3 separate regions of the Homo sapiens genome follow, and regions 1 and 2 are each linked to region 3. A link is a loop called in an ENCODE intact Hi-C map of the cell type or tissue named here. Cell type or tissue: heart right ventricle. All regions are shown on one strand.

Region 1 (2,500 bases), 400 kb before region 3:
TTTCTTCTCCTCCCTGTCAACTTGGCACACTGGGGCTCAAGGCTCACGTTTTCCCTCCAGCAATCCAAGCCTTAAGCATCTGTACTTGCCTTGAACCTCACAACACTTAACACAATCACAATTTATCACCTAACGACACATTCTCACATCACTTTCAAATTGTTCCCAGCACATTCATCTTAACTCCCCAGCTAAATCACACACTTCTCCTGGAAGAAACCATAACCACACATTTACATCTGCCAAGGTCAGGAAGTGGTAAGTTTTCGATTGACCTGTGGTGGTGTTCTACCCTCCTCATAGGGAACTGTAGAAGGACTATCATTACTCTGTAATCTTGAGCTCCTTAGAGTCTCTCCAATACCTTAAGTGCACTAGATCTGCAAAGAAATTATAGTGAAATAAATAATGGCAAAAATGTGTAAACCGTAAAGTCAAGATAAAGATGAACCATTTGAAAATATGAGACACTCAGTTATAAAACTGCATTGCTAAGCTTTATTATGGCTCCACTACCAAAAAAAATGAACTCTTTGACAAATCAACAACTACATACAACTGATTCCAAGTGGCTTAAGAGATAATAGCAGCATGAAGTTCTCCTTCTAGAGTGTGTTTTTAACTGACAATTCCCAACACACCGAGAAAAAGTGGTACTGCCTCCTCAGCCCACTGGCCACCAATATCCTACCAGCTGGTCATTCAGAGGAACGAATAATGATTTTCTGATGACTGATGCTAGATGTTTACACATTCCCAGGAACTCAAGGAGCAGAGGCTGGTACAGAAGTCACTGACAGAAACTCCCACTGAAGTTGACCAAAAAAATACCACCTTCCCACCCTCCTCTACCTGCTAAGCCCTATAATGCTTAGTGTACTTTAAACCCTTAAAAAATAAGGGAACGCATCAAGAAATCATTGCTGGTATTGAAAAGGAGGGACGTGAGGCTGCAGGCTTGCTGGCACCACAGAGTCTAGGAGCACCAAGGGCACAGGACCCAGACAAAGAGACCACAGCAAAGGGGACCGGAGGATGTGTGCCTCATTCCCAGAGGGGCTGACGTATGCATGTTACTGTCCTCAGACCAGCCCTGGAAGCAGTCCCACCAGATGCCCAAGCAGAAAAAACCACACCCACCACAAGCTGGGCTGCCGTGATCACATGCCACGTTCTGTCACTTCAACAGCCAGCAGGTGGCCAGGTCTGTGTGAGGCAGCATGAGCGTACACACAAGGTGGAGATGGGGCCTTCCTGGCAAGGCTCTGCTCCTTCAACACACCATAAACTCACAACTCTGGTAAGAAGCTACGGAGTGCAACCACCCACAAAAGCCACAGGGTTTCAGAACGGCAGCCAGCGTGTGACAAAACAGTCCGAACAGCATGCGAAAGAGCTGGGAATCCAGACAGGTATGGCCAGGAGGATGGGCAGAGGGATGGGGTGCGGAAGACCTGAGAGAAACAGAAGGAGGACACTCATTCCAGGAAGGTGTACATGGGGAAGTGGAAGATCAAGGTGAACTGAGATTGTGGCTGGAGTTGGCCAACTACGGCCCATGGGCCAAACCAGGCCCACACCTGTTTTTGCAAATACAGCGTTCCTGGAACACAGTCATGTTCATTTACACATATATCACCCGCAGCTGCTTTCACACAATAACGCCTAAAATATTTATTATCTGACCCTTTACAGAAAAAGTTTGCAATTCAGCCTAGAATACTGAAGACCTTGAAAAACAAAAGAAAAATGTGGATTTCATCTATTAGGCAATAATAAACTGCTGCAGATTCTTGATTAGAAAACTGCTACAATATATGTTTGAACAGTAGAAATACGCACAAAAAAGAAAAAGAGCAGCTTCCATTCAAAGAGCATCATCAGCATTCATGGTGCTCTCCCCCTGCTGTCTGATTTCAGTCTCATAGGTACTCTGCAGGCTGCTCTCTACTCCCATCACAGGTGAGGGAGCTGAGGCTCAGAGAAGTGACGGTGCCTCAGCCGTAAGTGGCAGGTCGGACCTGTCTGCTTCCACACCTAGTTTCACCCATGTCCATGCTGGAAGAGCTGGGGTGGGAAAAGACTCAAGATTGGAAAACAGGCTAGGAAACACTGACACCTGGTGACTCTGAACCGATGAGTGCCAGCCTTGAGTGGGGACATCAGAAATGGGAGGAACATTTAAAAGGGAGACAAGAACACCTGACGAGATGACTTAATAACTGGTGTTTGTCATGGCAGAGCTATAGCGAGGGTATGTTCATGCCACTTACATCTATGGCTCATGATACGTATCACTGATGCGACAGCAAAATCCAGAACCCTGGACCTCTAACAAGGTTCACGATCATTTACTCAACTATTAGGCTAGAGTCCTATGAATGCCAATATTCACGTTTTCTGATATGCAAACATGAACTTCACATAGCTTCACCTTGTCTTATGCCCTGGATTTGTGTAAAGCATCCTACAGAAACTTCGAGCACAAGAAATGACTTAT
Region 2 (2,500 bases), 530 kb before region 3:
GGAGGCTGTCCCTGGCCCCCACGCCAGTGGAGGCAAGAAAGGCTATGCTCAAGGGAGCAGAGAGCACCGACACAGGGGTCCCTGACAGACCCCTTCCCCGCTAGGCACATCCTCACCCTCGGAGCCTCCTTCTCCTCACCTGCAAGACAGAGGTGACAGGGCTCACCTCTCAAGGCTGCTGAGCGGGCTGGACGCTACTGCTTAGATGCAACCTCCTTGCAAACTGTAGAGTGCTCTGAGAAGGTCAGTTGTTGTCACTGTGGGGGCGACACATAGGTCCTCTCAGTGGCCCATCTGTGTGGCAGTTTCTCATCCCTCTCCTCGGGACCTGCCTGGAGGTGGACGAAGGTGTTTCTGTCACCCTGCACACATCAGAGGCCACACACTGGTCTCAGCTGTGTTTGGTTGGCCTTTTAAGCATCTTCCAAAACTCTGCGTTCATTCATTGCCCACTTCTTCAACTCAGATCATTCACATAGAAATCCAGATTCCCACTTTCTCTGGAAGAATTCTGGAGGCAGGTGGCCCTGGGCCCCCACCCCTGGCCACTCTGGGTGGTCCAAGCCCTGTGCCCGCCCACTTGAGTGTGACACCTGGATGGGCCCTGGATCTCGAGGGACAGGCCGAGTGGTGTGGGTGGTGGCACTGGCAGGGTCTTGGCACCAGTGAGCCCTGGGTTTCAAAGCCAGCTGTGTGACACTGAGAAGTTTGTGCGACCTCTCTGAGCCCCGTTTACACATCTGTGAAATGGGACATTAATATGGCCAGGGCTGCACAGGGTCAGCGTGAGGCGGATATGAGAAAAAGCATGTCAAATACCCGGTACACAGTAAGTGCCAAATGCTCATCATCCCTGTGCCCACAAGGGTGTTGCCTTGTGGTCCTCAGGATGGCAGCATGTGGCCCTCGGGTGAGGCTGGTGTCCGCTGCTAGCTGGTGTGGGGAAGAAGGTAGGTCTGATGCTCCTCTGGGAACCGGCAGCTCTAGGACCAGCACTTGGGTCCCTTTGAGCGATTTGGGCCTGCGGCCAGCAGAGGGCGCGGCTGCCCCAGAGATGGCAGGTTCACCAGCACGTCCCCAAACCTGGCCACTGCTTCCATTTCCCCAAGTCCATCCCAGCTCCTGGGGCAGGCCACAGCGCTGGCCCATTCCCTGTGGCAGATTCACTCCAGGCAGGTGCTTCCCGTCTGTGATCCTACTGTGTCCCTCAACCACCCTAGGAGGTAGGGACTCATTGCTTCCATTTTACAGATGAGGAAACTGAGACCCAGAGAGGCCCGGGAATGGGATAGGAAGCAACGTGCCAGGGCTGGATGACGAGTCCACCAGGCCACACTGGGACTCGAGGACTGTGGCCCACAGAAGGGTCTGGCAGGGCTGGTTCCTGGGTTGGGCAGGAATGGCCTCTCGGGAAGACAGATAATGAGTTTCGGGGACTGTTACTGCCCCAGTGAGATGGGAGAGTAGAGTGAGGCTCGGAGGGACAGTGGCTGCCTGGGGCAACCAGGCCCGAGGAGGGGAGGGCACATTCTGCATGACTGGGGAGGGGTGGGGCAAACAGCCTGTTTGGAGCAGAGGCTGTGTGAGAGCAAGAAGGGAGTCCCGTCAGATATGTCTCATGGGGACCCCGGACCAGACCCTGAGGGCCACAGGAGGCCACCCTAGCTGGGAGGTGAAGTGGCTGTGTGGACACCCAGGCCTCACCCGAATGGACTCTTCCTTCCCCTCTCCCCCACTCCAGGTCCGCTGCCAGCCCCAAGCCCCCCACCAGCCATGAGCTCCTCCAGAAAGGACCACCTCGGCGCCAGCAGCTCAGAGCCCCTCCCGGTCATCATTGTGGGTGAGTGTCAGGCCCCAGCCAGGGAGGGGCTCCGCTGAGCCTTCCGGGTACCCCCCAGGTCTGAGGGCAGGAGCTGGGCAAGTCCAGGCCTGGTGTCTTTTTTCGTTTTTGGGGTTTATTTTTTATTTATTTATTTATTTATTTATTTATTTATTTGAGACAAAGTCTCACTCTGTCGCCCAGGCTGGAGTGCAGTAGTGCAATCTTGGTTCACTGCAACCTCTCCCTCCCGGGCTCAAGCGATTCTCCTGCTTCAGCCTACCAAGTAGCTGGGATTACAGGTGCATGCCACCATGCCCAGCTAACTTTTGTATTTTTAGTAGAGATGGGGTTTCGCCATGTCGGCCAGGCTGGTCTCGAACTCCTGACCTCAAGTGATCTGCCTGCCTCAGCCTCCCAAAGTGCTGGGATTATAGGTGTGAACCACCATGCCTGGCCCAGGCCTGGCCTCTTTACAGTGGTCTTTAAATTAAGCCATTGAGCGTTTACTATGTGGCCAGTGCTAGGCTTAGCAGTTTATAAGCTATCATTCCCTTTCACACTTCCGAGAACCCAGGGGTCTAGAACACACCCATCAGCTGGAGGCGACCCGGCGTGGCGCAGGGAGGCCTGGTCCTGAGCCCACACTGATCCCATGACTACCCTGTGCCCAGCACTGTG
Region 3 (2,500 bases):
GTAGAGTGTGGGCTGACACCGCCCAAGGCTCCAATCTAGAAAGATCGCTGGGGGGCCTCTGCCATCAGGGTCTGGGAGGCTTCTGGGAGGCAGCTTCCGAGGTCAAGAGGGAGGCCCTGAAACAGAGCTGGCTGGGGCAAGAGTCCCCATGGAGAAGGGATCCCATGAGGACAAGGTGTGGGACAGGTACGGAACAGTGGGGCTTGAGAGCATCGGGTGGAGGAAGGAGGATAGTTAGGCTAGAAAGTTCCACTGGAACCAGCTAAGTGAAGGGCTTTACTCTGGGCTACAGACTCAGGCTTGCTTCACTGGGTTTCAGCAGCCCCAGAGGCTTGAGGGCAGGTTTAGACGCCGCCATGAACAGCTGGGTCACACCCGTCTGCACTGCCCCCGCCCCGCTCTCCCCGACTGGACTTCAGGTAAGCGGCCCTTTGCTTTGCAATCCTGAGCCCGTCTTGCTGCGGAGCAAGGTCGCAGGGCCACAGAGTTCAGGCCTCAGCTGCGATAGGCCCAGATCCTAGTCCACCCCCAAGGGCTGTTCTCCATAGGGAAAGCCAGGAGGGGGAAGCATCATTCCCAGAATACAGGGCAAGGACCTGATGAGTTATGATTATCTGTGGAAAAAAGTGACACCAACAACGAGGACTCCTTATCTCATTCCCATAAAACAATACCCAAGCGTGCGGCCACCAGCACCTGACGCTCGGCCGCCGAGGAGCTGCCTGCCCACACAGCATGGTTTCGTGTAATTCTGAGGAGCTGAGGCCCAGAAAATGAATCAATCACCTTGCCCAGGGCTAGAGCTGGGACTCAAAATCCTGTGTTCAATCCAAAGCCTTGGGCCTTTTCAATGATTGCACAGAAAACACAAGCCAAAAGGCTCTAAGTATAATCAGTTCTTCTTTCCTCAAGCAAAAACACTCTGATGAAAACAGTCCTTTAAAAAGGTTTACGAAGCCACATTACCCCGCAGGGAAATATCCTCTGTACTCAAGGAGGTGGCCACCCTCCCCAGCATTTGCCTTCATTGTTTGTCCCACAGCTATTAAATCACTTAAAGTCTCAGATATTAGAGGTCATTATTTCCAGGACAAGCGGACAGCACGCTCTCCGAACTTGACCCACAGTCCACGGATTTGTACCATGCGTGGTGTGAGGCTGCCCTCTGCTGTTGTTTCGTGAGTATGGACACGTACTGCAACAGAATGAACTCGGGTTTGAAAACTTGGCCACTGCATTTTTCCCACATGCTTCAGCAAGATTAAGTCTGCTTGTTAATAAAACATAAAGAGCCAGCAGAGTCCATCTGAAATTAACATTAAAGGCTCTGGAGGGAGCAGCAGCTTTACCCTGATCATGATGCTCAGGGTCTCTTCATATCCTAAAGCCGAGCCTTCAGCCATGCAGTGAGGCAGAGCAATGTGTAATTTCCCCGGAGCCCGAGGCTGGGCTGGTGGGCACATGCCCTATGCCTGTGACATGGAGGCAGGGCAAGGTGGGTGTGCAGAAGAGAGTGGCCGTGGCAAGGCTGAGGCTGCTGTCTCTAGAAAGGCCCACCTGCAGGGCCGGCCCTGGGCTGGCACCTGGAAACTTTGATTTGGGGAGAATTCCCACCATTCCCAGAACTAAGATAAAGATCTAGAACATCCTGAAACCTAGATATAAATCAAACCCTAGAAACAATGCAATCTAGGAGATAGAGGTGCCCAACCCTCAACCTGGTGACCCCTGCTACCTATTCCAGCCAGATGCCACCTAGCCTCTGCTGAAAGCTCTCCTGCAAGGGCAACTCCACCTGGACACAGTTCCCGGCCTTCAGAACCTCTGCCTGGTGGAGAAATGACGATTCCAGAGGTGCGGGGTAAGATACAGGATGTACCGGGGAATGCCAAAGGCAAACCCTGGGGATGGTGGCCCACTCTCAAGTACAGAGGACAGCCCACTGATGGGCGACGCATCTGTAAACATTTCAAAAACTATCTATCTATCCATCCATCCATCCATCCATCCATCTATCTACCTATCTATCTATCTATCTATCTATCTAGAGATGGAGTCTCGCTCTGTTGCTCAGGCTGGAGTGCGGTGGTATGATCTCGGCTCACTGCAACTCTGCTTCCGAGGTTCAAGCAATTCTCATGCCTCAGCCTCCCACGTAGCTGGGATTACAGGCATGCGCCACCACACCCATCTAATTTGTGTACTTTCAGTAGAGACGTGGTTTCACCACGTTCACCAGGCTGGTCTCAAATGCCTGACCTCAAGTGATCCACCTGCCTCGGACTCCCAAAGTGCTGGGATTACAGGCTTGAGCCACCACGCCCAGCCTTATTATTTTTTTTTTTTTTTTAAGATAGAGGCAAGGTCTCACTATGTTGCCCATGCTGGTCTCAAACTCCTGGGTTCAAGTGATCCTCCTGCCTCAGCCTCCCAAAATGCTGGGATTCCAGGTGTGAGCCACTGCACCTGGCCTGTGTTTTAAATATTTTTAAAGGACTCT

What was found. Hi-C counts contacts between places; a loop is a spot of excess contacts. Peaks named below come from ENCODE experiments on the same cell type or tissue, not always from the same donor. Only the 100,000 strongest peaks of a DNase experiment are listed, where the experiment ranks them.
Region 1: it touches region 3 in a loop (4-fold over the local background); 26 of 110 quality-filtered maps call a loop at or near these places.
Region 2: a loop joins it to region 3, with 5 times the contacts of the local background. A loop is called at or near these places in 41 of 110 quality-filtered maps.

What each region holds. Positions count from the first base shown.
Region 1 is chr16:84,087,692-84,090,191 of GRCh38, forward strand. The region is part of intron 8 of MBTPS1 (membrane bound transcription factor peptidase, site 1); the gene reads right to left. Among named protein-coding and RNA genes, the nearest start is that of MBTPS1, 28 kb to the right of the region's middle. In heart right ventricle, CTCF peaks have their summits at 1,190 (motif pointing right) and 1,392; a DNase peak (open chromatin) is centred at 1,150; H3K27ac peaks cover 704 bases.
Region 2 is chr16:83,955,899-83,958,398 of GRCh38, forward strand. OSGIN1 (oxidative stress induced growth inhibitor 1) reads left to right here. Exons shown (of 6, transcript NM_182981.3): 2 at 1,742-1,840. The coding sequence starts at 1,774. Among named protein-coding and RNA genes, the nearest start is that of OSGIN1, 3.9 kb to the left of the region's middle. In heart right ventricle, a CTCF peak has its summit at 1,024 (motif pointing right); a DNase peak (open chromatin) is centred at 1,023; H3K27ac peaks cover 437 bases.
Region 3 is chr16:84,483,654-84,486,153 of GRCh38, forward strand. All of the region lies in intron 5 of MEAK7 (MTOR associated protein MEAK7), which reads right to left. Among named protein-coding and RNA genes, the nearest start is that of ATP2C2-AS1, 18 kb to the left of the region's middle. RefSeq lists an enhancer at 1-111. In heart right ventricle, CTCF peaks have their summits at 1,175 (motif pointing left) and 1,381; a DNase peak (open chromatin) is centred at 1,168.